Linked DNA regions of Homo sapiens: region 1 is linked to region 2. A link is an interaction called in ENCODE POLR2A ChIA-PET data of the cell type or tissue named here. Cell type or tissue: CD4-positive, alpha-beta T cell. All regions are shown on one strand. Each heading gives the region's core, and the rest is flanking DNA. Links, peaks and the distances in the headings are about the cores only. Region 1 overlaps HTT (huntingtin). Region 2 overlaps LOC101928306 (a long non-coding RNA gene).

Evidence for each region. Peaks named below come from ENCODE experiments on the same cell type or tissue, not always from the same donor. Only the 100,000 strongest peaks of a DNase experiment are listed, where the experiment ranks them.
Region 1: POLR2A ChIA-PET joins it to region 2 with 8 read pairs; 1 of 35 experiments calls an interaction of 5 or more read pairs at or near these places.

Annotation. Positions count from the first base shown.
Region 1 is chr4:3,194,632-3,200,005 of GRCh38, forward strand. It overlaps HTT (huntingtin), which reads left to right. Exons shown (of 67, transcript NM_001388492.1): 41 at 5,101-5,308. Among named protein-coding and RNA genes, the nearest start is that of MSANTD1, 52 kb to the right of the region's middle. In CD4-positive, alpha-beta T cell, for the core only: no CTCF peak of the experiment used is centred there; no DNase peak of the experiment used is centred there; H3K27ac peaks cover 676 bases.
Region 2 is chr4:4,941,304-4,946,677 of GRCh38, forward strand. All of the region lies in intron 2 of LOC101928306 (a long non-coding RNA gene), which reads left to right. Among named protein-coding and RNA genes, the nearest start is that of CYTL1, 75 kb to the right of the region's middle. In CD4-positive, alpha-beta T cell, for the core only: no CTCF peak of the experiment used is centred there; a DNase peak (open chromatin) is centred at 2,848; H3K27ac peaks cover 961 bases.

The sequences.
Region 1 (5,374 bases), core at 159-5,158, 1.7 Mb before region 2:
CCTTCCTCCCTGAGTCCTGGTCGTGGGTGGTGGAGATGTGCCATGACGCTCACGGAGGCATGCTCACCCCTTCCTCTGTGGCAGAGGGGATGGCTGCACGACAGCTCTTCCCTGTCCTTTCCAAAGCGTCTGTGGTTCCACTTTTTGGGGCAAAGCAGGAATACTGGAAGAGAGAGAAAGTGGTCCTTTCTATAGTAATAAAGTTGACATTGATTCAAGTTCATGCTTGGGGAAAGGACAGGGCTACTAACAATTATAATGCTGGGAGCAATGGAATTTTCTCATGGGTATGTGGTAGGTTTAATTTTAATTATCCCAGTTAATTCTTAGAACTGCTCTGTGAAGTATTTCCCGCTTTGTGCTTAAGTTCTAAAAGATCCTGTGCCAAAACCAAGAATGAAAACCCAAGCATTCTTTCTTGCCCATCGATCTTTCTCTCATCAGGCCACTTCTTGGGTTGATAGTGGTGAGTGTAGCCGCTGCCACTTTCAGAATACCCACCATGGGCCCCAGTCACTGTGTGGCGTGGAGAAGAGATGGTTCTCTCTGTGTCATAGCTGAACAAGCCCAGCCCAGAGAGGTTTCTGCCCTAGGAGCTCTCGATGGTGGAATTGGGATGCGATCCCACATCCTGCCTGTTTTGAAAACAGCATTCTTTATTTCCAATTCCTGCTTCCATTGTTCCTTTTAATATTTCTTTGTTTAGCTCACAAAAACACGGCTTGCGGAGCTGCTGCGTGCAGCTGTAGCTGTTTCTCTGGGTGCAGCCTGCATCCGCCTTCCTGCCCGCCTCCTTTCCTGCACTGCCATCGTGGTCTCCGGGCACTTGGTCCCTTTCTCTTCCCCTGAGTCCCTTTGGCTCCCCTGTGCCACCCTTGTGATCCACAGGCTCTGCCTTCTTTCTGTCTCAGACTGCTGCTCATCACTACTCGGGACCCTAGGAAGGGAGGTTCCACCGAGAAGCATCTTCTCATCTCAGCCACGTTCTCAGTGCCACTGTTGTCTTTGTTAGGTAATGGTAGCTACTGTAACAAATAAACCAACATTTCCATGGCTTCACACCAGAGAAGGTTGTTTCTTGGTTTTATGACAATGTATTGAGGGTGTTCTTGGTTCACGGATGGTTTTCCTCCATGTGGGAATTCGGGGACCCAGGCTCCTTTCCTTCTTTTGGTTCTGTTCTCCAGGCCTTCACATCCTCTGTGTCTGGTTGGGGACAAGGAGAGGGAAGGTAAAGAAGGCTTTGTGGCCTTGGATAAGTGACAGGCATGCCTTTGCTGGTGTTCTCTCGTGGTGACAGGTCACAGCCCCACCCTGTAAAAGGGGACTGAGAGACGTCGTCCTGCTGCTTCCCAGCAGCAGCACTGTGGTCTCTGATGTGTTTTCTGTGAGGATAAAAACAGGTGATTCCAGGATGAGGAAAGTCAGGGAAACCCTTGGAAGGAGGGGACCAGGCGGGTGTCACCATGGGATTAGTGGTGGCTTCAGAATGAGCTGCAGCGAGTGCCATGCCTTCTAAAGCTTTTGCTATTCTGATATGCCCACACCATGCCCAGCAGGTGTCTGCCTTGCTCTCCGCAGAGAGAGTGATGAATCCTTCTCATGAGCCTCTGTCCAGTTGTTCCTCCCTCCACCTGGAAGGGACCCTGGGTTCCTCATAACATCCCAGCGGAACAGGGGACCTTCTATCCTGTCCCCAAGTTCATCCTCATCCTCCTGCCGGCTTCCTGGCCCCTCTTATGTCTGCTTCCTGACGCCACATCCTTCTGGATTCTCTGGAATTGAATTTTGCCTTTGATGCTTATTTAAAAATATCCATTGCAGGCCAGGTGTGGTGGCTCACACCTGTAATCCTGTGCACTTTGGGAAGCCAAGGTGGGCAGATTGCTTGAGCCCAGGAGTTTGAGATTAGCCTGAGCAACATGTTGAAATCCTGTTTCTATAGAAAATACAAAAATTAGCTGGGCATGGTGGCGCACACCTATACTCCCAGCTACTCAGGAACCTGAGACAGGAGGATCAATTGAGCCCCGGAGGCCAAAGCTACAGTGGGCTGTGATCGTGCCACTGTACTCCAGTCTGGTCAAACAGAGTGAGACCCTGTCTGAAAAAAAAAAAAAAATCCATTGCATACTTCACCGTAGCGAAACATGTATGTCTTACCTTTCCTTTCCTGCCTGTAGCTGCTCTTTTACACTTAACAGCCACACTAAGCCAGCCTTAAATGAAAAACAAACCAGCACTTCCTGTGCCCTCCTGCTTCCTTCATGAGGGGTCCCTCCCTCTGTGTACACTCCATTCTCATTGCCCATGGTGGTTTGTTTCCCTCTTGTTTCTCAAGCCATGGCAGCCTGCCTCTTGCCCTCTTTACTAAAAAGGCCTTTGCAGAGGCTGCCTGTGTTCTTTCTTTCTAGGTCTCTCTCATCCTAGGCCCTCCAGCTTGATTCTGTGGAGCTGCCCTCTTGTCACTCAGTAGCTTGTGGGGTCTTCTCTGTCTAGCCACTTAATTGATTGTGTTCCTCGAGTTGCTGTCCATGGTCTCTCGTTACTGTTTTCTCTGTGTTTCTGCCTCTCTCCTTGGCCTTGGTAGGTCCATCCCCTTTGTGACCTTGGCTGTTGCTCTCATGGACAACTTTCTCTTGCTGGTCCTTGTAGTCCTGGCATCCAGCTTCTCGACACGGGACTTGTCCTGCCAGTACCTCAGACTTGCACTTAAAATTGAACTAGCACCACTGTCACTCTCCAGGGCCTCTTCTTGTTAATTAGATCATTAGGGATGTTCAGAATCCCAGCATCATAGTATGTTCCTCCTCCCGCTACCCCAGGAACCCTAACCTTACCTCCTCCTCTCTATCTACTAGGAGGTGGCCCTCAGAGTCCGTCTCATCTTCCACCTGAACTTCCCTAATAGGCTCCAGCAGCTGCCACCCCGGGGGCTGAGTACTTCCTCCATGCCTTGTGCAGTGCTGAGCCCTTTACCTGGGTTCTCCTGTTTGCTCCTTATTACAGCCCTGCGAACAGATACTGCTCTTAATTCCATCTTACACCTAAGGAAGCTGAGGCCCCAGGTAAGGTGCATCCAAGGTCACCCAGGTAGTAGACAGTAGAGCCACGATCTGAACCAGGCAGTCTGATTCAGAGCCTGTGTTGACACTCAGCCACCTAGAACACAGCTTGGATTGTGGGTTTCTATTACCTGTTCAAAACCCCTACATCCCGGGTCTGTCCCTGCACGTGCTCTGTGGCCTGGCTGCATCTTCCTTGAAGGCAGTGCATGCCTCTTCACTCAGGGGGCCCATGCAGGAACAGAGGGCCCCACAGAAGGATGAGGCCAGTGCAGAATGGGCTGGAGGGGACAATGCTGACCAGGAAGCAAGTGTAGAGAAATCCCAGGAAACCTGGAGGAGCCAGAGACAAGGCATTAGAACTCCTCGTCGTGACCTGGTCTGCATTCTCTGAGTGTGCTGCTTCTGTTAGCTCGCTTCCTTGGTCTCAGGTTATAGTTTAAGGCATTGTGGAGCCCTAAAAAGCCTGTACTCTGTTTTTACCTGTTTTAGGACCCTTTCACTTTGGGGATGTGTTGATTTTTTTTTTTTTTTTTTTTTTTTTTTTGAGATAGAGTCTCGCTCCATTGCCCAGGCTAGAGTGCAGTGGCACGATCTTGGCCACTGCTGCCCCTGCCTCCTGGGTTCAAGCAATTCTTGTGCTCCCGCCTCCCAAATACCTGGGATTACAGGCACCCGCCACCACACTCGGCCAATTTTTGTATTTTTAGTGGAGACAGGGTTTTACCATGTTGGTCAGGCTGGTCTCGAACTCCTGACCTCAAGTGATCTGCCCACCTTGGCCTCCCAAAGTGCTGTGATTATAGGCGTGAGCCACCACACCCGGCCTGAAATTTAAATCAGAAATAAAATTTTGATCCCAACAGTGATGCCAGGCAGCCCAGATCTGGGGGAGAGGGTGGCCTTGGCCAGCTGGGCCTTTCTCTGTTTCCCAAGTCTTGCTGCCTCTCCCTGCTGGGCTTTGCAGCCTGTGCATGTCTCTGTGCCTTTGACCTTGTTTATCCAAAGGAGAGGATAGAATGAAGTCATGATTCCTGGAGCCCTGAGAAGGATGCTGTGGAGAAATTTGCCGGTAGAATCTAGCTGAGTGTGTTGCTGAGGTGCCAGCATTGTGTGTGGGGAGGCTGACCGCTTGGCCTGCCTAGGCCCAGGATGCTCCATGGCCGGGCACAGAGGCCACTTGGCTGTCAGGTGTCAGGAGCCTGCAGAGGGCACACAGAGCCTGGACCGCAGGGGGGTCCTGCTTTCTCACCTGGCCTCCTTCAGCATTTCTGTCCCTCAGTCCTTAGCAAGCCCAGGAGCTGTTGAGTTTGGCAGGTGCCGAGTGCTGTTCCTGCCTGTGTAGCTGTGGCTCAGTCCTGTGGGGGCCCCGCTGTGGCCCGAGTGCAGTGATTCGAGGCGCTGAGTGTTCCCTGACTCCTTCTCCAGGAGCTGTGTTCAGACTTTCGCAGCTCTTGGCTTGGAGCTCCTGGAGGGCTTGGCATTGCCGACCAATGTGGAGGTCGACAGTGAGAGAGGAGGAATGCTAGCTTTCTTGACCAGTCCATTAAATAAGTGGGATATTGGCCAGGCACGGCGGCTCACGCCTTAATCCCAGCACTTTGGGAGGCTGAGGCGGGTGGATCACGAGCTCAGGAGTTCAAGACCAGCCTGGCCAACATGGTGAAACCCCCTCTATACTAAAAATACAAATATTAGCTGGGCGTGGTGGCAGGCGCCTGTAATCCTAGCTACTTGGGAGGCTGAGGCAGGAGAACAGCTTGAAACCGGAAGGTGGAGTTTGCAGTGAGCCAAGATTGCGCCACTGCACTCCAACCTGGGCAACAAGAGCAAAACTCTATCTCAAAAAAAAAAAAAAAAGTAGGATATCTGTTTCTGCTTAGAAAAATCAGAATTTTCTAAATGCCAGGTGTTCTGAATACGTAAGTATGGGAGACGACTCAGCCTGTTTCATTTTTATGTAAAATCTTCGCGTAGCCATGTGGCACTGGACCGAGATGAAAGCAAAGACATTTCTCCTTAACTTTGTTTCTAGGAATGTTCCGGAGAATCACAGCAGCTGCCACTAGGCTGTTCCGCAGTGATGGCTGTGGCGGCAGTTTCTACACCCTGGACAGCTTGAACTTGCGGGCTCGTTCCATGATCACCACCCACCCGGCCCTGGTGCTGCTCTGGTGTCAGATACTGCTGCTTGTCAACCACACCGACTACCGCTGGTGGGCAGAAGTGCAGCAGACCCCGAAGTAGGTTCATAATGCCCCACAGCCCAGGGCGCCAGCCCAGCACCCTGTCCTGAGACTCCCAGTAAC
Region 2 (5,374 bases), core at 247-5,246:
TCATACAGTTGGAAAACACTAGAACTTTCTCTCAGTACTTCATGGTCCAAGTTTCCACTAGACCAGTGTTTCATTTTTCCATGAAAGCACTCCTGTTAAAGAGTGAGGCCGTCCTAAGGGTTCTGGGAGAAAAGTTTACAGTGGGTTCCTCTAACAAGAAAAATGTGATAAAAATCTAATACTTGATCTTCATTCATGCATACCTTCCATCTTGCTGTATACTACACCAAGTGTGTTTTTAACATAGAAATAGTGCTTTGAATGACTTATCAGTAGGATAAATGCTTAAGAACACATGTCACATATATCTTGTTCTTAGCCACTAGGTAAGTCCTCGTACTACTCAATCTCACACTGAGGTGAACTGCTCCATACTGTAGCTGCCACTGAGCCCTAAAAACAGGATGAGAAGATATATATTACCCACAATAACACTACCTAACCAACAAACCCAGAATCTCAGCAGCACACAACAATCAGCATTTAGTTAGCTCAGAGGTCAGCTGGAGGGTGACTGATCTTGGCCCATGCTCAGCCAGGCTCCCCTGGGGCAGCCCAGCTCAGGCCCCACAGACCTCTCATCCTCCTCCAGAGACCAAGGCTCTAACCCAGGTGTGCTTTTCTCATGTCAATGGTACAAAAACCCAACCACCCAAACACATCCCGGCCACTGGTGATGTCACACCTGTTAGCATTCCACTGACCAAAGCAAGCTATGTGGCTGAACTCCAAGTCAATGGGTGGGGAAATAGTCTTGTTTTTTTTGTTTTTTTTTTGTTTTGTTTTTGTTTTTTTTAAGAGATAAAACTGAAATAATCATATGGCAAAGAGTGTGATACAGGGAGGGGTGAGGATTTGGGGCTATTAATGAAATCTTCCATAATCGTGAGATAACTGGCCAGGTTATTATGTGACAGTCCTACTGACTTGTGTCAGGGACCTAAATTTTAATGGCAGCTCAGCTACTTTTTAGCTATGTGAACTTCGACAAGATCTTTTCTCTCTCTGAGCCTTATTTTTCTTCTCTGTATAGTAGGAGAAATAGCTCCTTTTTAATAGAGGTCTTACCAGGATACAGTAAATGATTTGATGGAAAAGCATATTATGAGAAAGCACTGTGAAGACATTCTTACTATTACCCCACGTCATAGGTTTCTTGAGTTGCTATACTTAGCTCCAAATAACTTCTGATGCTAAAATTAATCAAATCCAGGCTATCGGCTGCTTTAGAACAGGGATATCATTATCAAAAGTAATGAAAGCAACAACCACAGCATCCATGATAAAATAACAATAGGAATACAGTTGGCCCTCTGTATCCATGGGGGATTGGGTCCAGGACCCCCGAGGACATCAAAATCCATGGATGCTCAAATATCTTCTAATCAGCTCTCAGTACCCATGGGTCCCATGTGGACACTGAGGGCTGGCTTTACCATCGTATTTACAATTGCACTTCCTAGTGGTATCTCAAACACTAAGATGTAGTACTTATTCCAATGAATATTTGCTGAGTGAATGAATGAATGAATGAATGAATGAATTGGCAACAACAGTGATACATTTGAAAAACATTTCTCTGGTTTTAAAAGTGGTTTCCAAAGGGGAACTCTAGAAAAATATCTAGGTGAGGCGCCCTGGGAAGCCAGAGTTTTACCTGCTTTGAGGAGTAATTACTCATCTCTATAGATAGATTGTAAATGTTTTCTTCAAAAATCCCTAGCAGGCTTGCAGAGCCACGCTCAGTGTTTGTCTTTTCTCTTCAGCCAAATAAAACAGTTCTTCAAGCCAAAAGTTCTTATCTTTATTCTCTGTGGCACAGTCTAGCCCCTAAACTTTGATAATTGGGGGAAAGAGAAATTGGCATATTATTGACGACCACAGATGTGTCCAGCATTTTCAAATGTCAATTCCTTGGTTCTCACAAACTCAGAGGGAAGCATTAGAATCCACAATTTACAGATGGGGCTCTGAGCTCAGCAATATTGTGGAATTTGAACCCAGGGAACAGTTCAGGTTGGTTCTGGCTTTTTCCCTGGCCCACGATGGCACTAAATACTTGCTATTTGATTGCTTTATCAGTTAACTGAAGCTACTATTAAGGCAATAGCAATTTGGCATGGAACAAAATGATATAATACCTCTCAGTACCCCAGCTCTCAGGGCAACATCCTGAACCCCACCAGGCTCAACGAATGTTGATTCTGACAATGGTGATGGCTTCTAGAACCGAATTATCTTTTTATCAAACCCAGGATTTTCAAATCGGCCAAGCACAACCAGAAATTTCTAGGATTCTTCTGGGTTTGAAAACATCACTGTTGTCCAAGCCCCTCATTTTCCAGTTGAGAAGACTAAGCTCCAAAAATAAGTGACTTCTTAGGGTCACACAGCTAGTTAGTGGCAGAGCTTGAGTTTGTTGGAAAGTTCTCTCTCTCTCTCTCTCTCTCTCTCTCACACACACACACACACACACACACACACACACACACACAGCCAGGCTGAGGCAGGGGTTGTGGGGTGGGGGTGTGATACTACCAGCTTTTTACCATGAGGGACCAGGCCACAAGCAATGCTTCTCATCACCCCCTGCCTTTCAGAGTGGGGTTGAGAAACTGGTGGAGGCTGAAGGCCTCTGCACCCTGGAGGCCAGGGGAGTCTGTGGACAATGAACACATTTGAACGGCAGCCTCTCAGCCCGTACATTTGTGCAGTGCTCCCTGGGACTGATTTCCCCCGCCGGCCCTTTATTAAAAGCATGACTGAGCTTCAGAAGCAGCCTGGCTGGCAGAGGAGACTTGTGAAAGAGCAGTGGCACGGTGGATTGTGAGCTGTCAAAACAGGAAACAGATTCGCAATGGTGGTTTCAGGCTGGTTGACTCCGTGTGCGAGGGAACCAGCCCGTGACGTGAAGGTCTGTTTTGGCAGGCTGTGGGCAGCTGAGGCATTTCTATCACATGGGTTGGGGACTTCAAATGGTCCAGCAGCTGCCCCTTTTTGCCTCTCGGAGTGAATGGCTGGGTAGAACTGATTCTGCACAAAGACCAGCTCTGCTTCCTGAGAGAAAGAGCTCTGCCCTGTGCCCTGTGCAGAGTTTCAACACTCACCTGCTGTGTGATCTTGACACATTACTTAGTCTCTCTGTGCCTCAGCCTCCTCCTCTTTCAGATGGGGGCAAGAGTAGTGGAGAGTAAATGAAATGCGTAATTAAATGGTTCATCCTCTAATATTATGGATATTAAGTAATTTCAGAGCAATGCAAACAGAGGCACTCAGCACAGGTTGGTTAATGCTCTTGACTATCCCTGACCCTGTACCTTCTGATGCAGGCCAATGAGAGGGAGTTTTGGCTACTTCAACTCTGCCTGGGGTCATCAACCCAAAGTTTTTGGACCTGAGCATTTATCCCTAAAATTAACATCAACTGCTCATTGAGCAGCTCCAGTTTACCTGGCATTGTTTTTGTCCCTTGTACATAGCATCTCATTTAATTGAAACAACAAATCTGTGCACTAATCATACAATAAAACTAGCCAGTGAGCATTATTTGAACATTTGAGGTGGACTTTTAAGCACTTTGCATGTATTAACTCTATTAATTAGGTTTTAGGTCTTATTTCCCCCATTTTGCTCATAGAGAAACTTGCAGCTTAGATAGCTGAACTGAACAGACCAGGTCTGGGCACTGCAGATCATGGGGAGACTTAATTTCCTCTGGATAAAACCTCTCTCTCTCTCTCTGTCTCTCTCTCTTTCTCATACACCCCCCCACACACATACACACACCGTCACACATGTGTGCAACTGTGCATGGAAATAGCATTATTGGAATGGTAGGGAAGGGGTTCCATGGGCTATCCAGGTGGCCTGCCTTGGCCTGTAAGCTCACCTCCCTGGAGCCCAGTGTAGGGTGGAAGTGGCTGGGGGCCGGGAGGATGAGCTAAAGAGGCCCATGAGCAGCAGAGGCAGGGGCTGTGCCATAGCAGGGCAGGCAGGAGGCTGGAGGACAGTTGAAAGAGATGGTGTATTAGTCCATCTTCACACTGCTGAAAAAGACATACCCGAGACTGGGTAATTTATAAAGAAAAAGAGGTTTAATGGACTCACAGTTCCATGTGGCTGGAGAGGCCTCACAGTCATGGCCGAAGGCAAAAGGCATGTCTTACATGGTGGCAGGCAAGAGAAAATTGAGAGAACCAAGTGAAAAGGGCAACCGCTCATAAAATCATCAGATCTTGGGACTTATTCACTACCACAAGAACGGTGTGGGGGGAACCACCCCCATGATTCAATTATCTTTCACTGGGTCCCCCCCACAACACATGGGAATTATGAGAGCTACAATTCAAGATGAGATTTGGGTGGGGACACAGCCAAACCGTATCAGATGGGATGGGGGCTGGATGTCATGCTGGGTCCTGGCTTGCCAGTTTTTCTGGCATCAGGAGGATCTACAGGGGAGTCTAGATTTTCTGGCAAGCCAAAAAATATCCATGTTTCATTGGCTGCCTCTGCTCTGAATGCACTCATCCCTCCCACAGCCCCAAGCTCTCCCTAGTGAGTGAACTTTTATTCATTATTTCAGATCAGTTTGGGGGTTCCTCCTTGACTGCCCAAGAGAGTGGTTCCCTGGGCTCCCATGGCATTTGGAACTTTCTTCCACCAGAGCATCTGCTTGTAGCCTGAGTTCTGCTCTTGACTGAAGGAACCCTCAGGGCCATCTGGGTTCTGCCCAGCTTAGCACAGGGGCGTGGGACATAATGGGAGATGAATAAAAGTTGGTTGACTGATGAAAAATAGGAAGCCTCAGGGAGGAGGATCCAAAAGGAGTTTTTAATTAAAAAGGGGGAAAGAGGAATGAATACAACAATCTCATTGTACAGATCAGAAGGCTGGGACTTGGCCAGTGTTATGGGGCTGAACTGTGTCCTCCCAAATCCATATGTTGAAGTCCTAACCTCCAGTAGCTCAGAATGTGACAGTATTTGGAAATAGAGGCTTTAAATATGTAATTAAGTAAAACGGAGGGTTAGAGTGGCCCCTTATCCAATATGGCTGGTGTCCTCACAAAAAGGGGAAATTGGACACAGAGGCACAGACAGACAGAAAACCGTGTGAAGACACAGGGAGAAGACGGCCATCTAGAAGCCAAGGAGAGGGGCCTGGAACTTATCCTCCCCTCACAGCCCTCGGGAAGAACCAACACTGCCCACACCCTGATCTTGGACTTCTGGCCTCCAGAACTGTGAGAGAATACACTTCTGATGTTGAAGGCTTCAAGGCTGTGGTACTTTGTTCCACAGCCCTAGCTGATTCACACAGTGAGTTGAAGTGACTTGTTTATTGCCACAGGCCTCGTGGTGGCAGAGCAAAG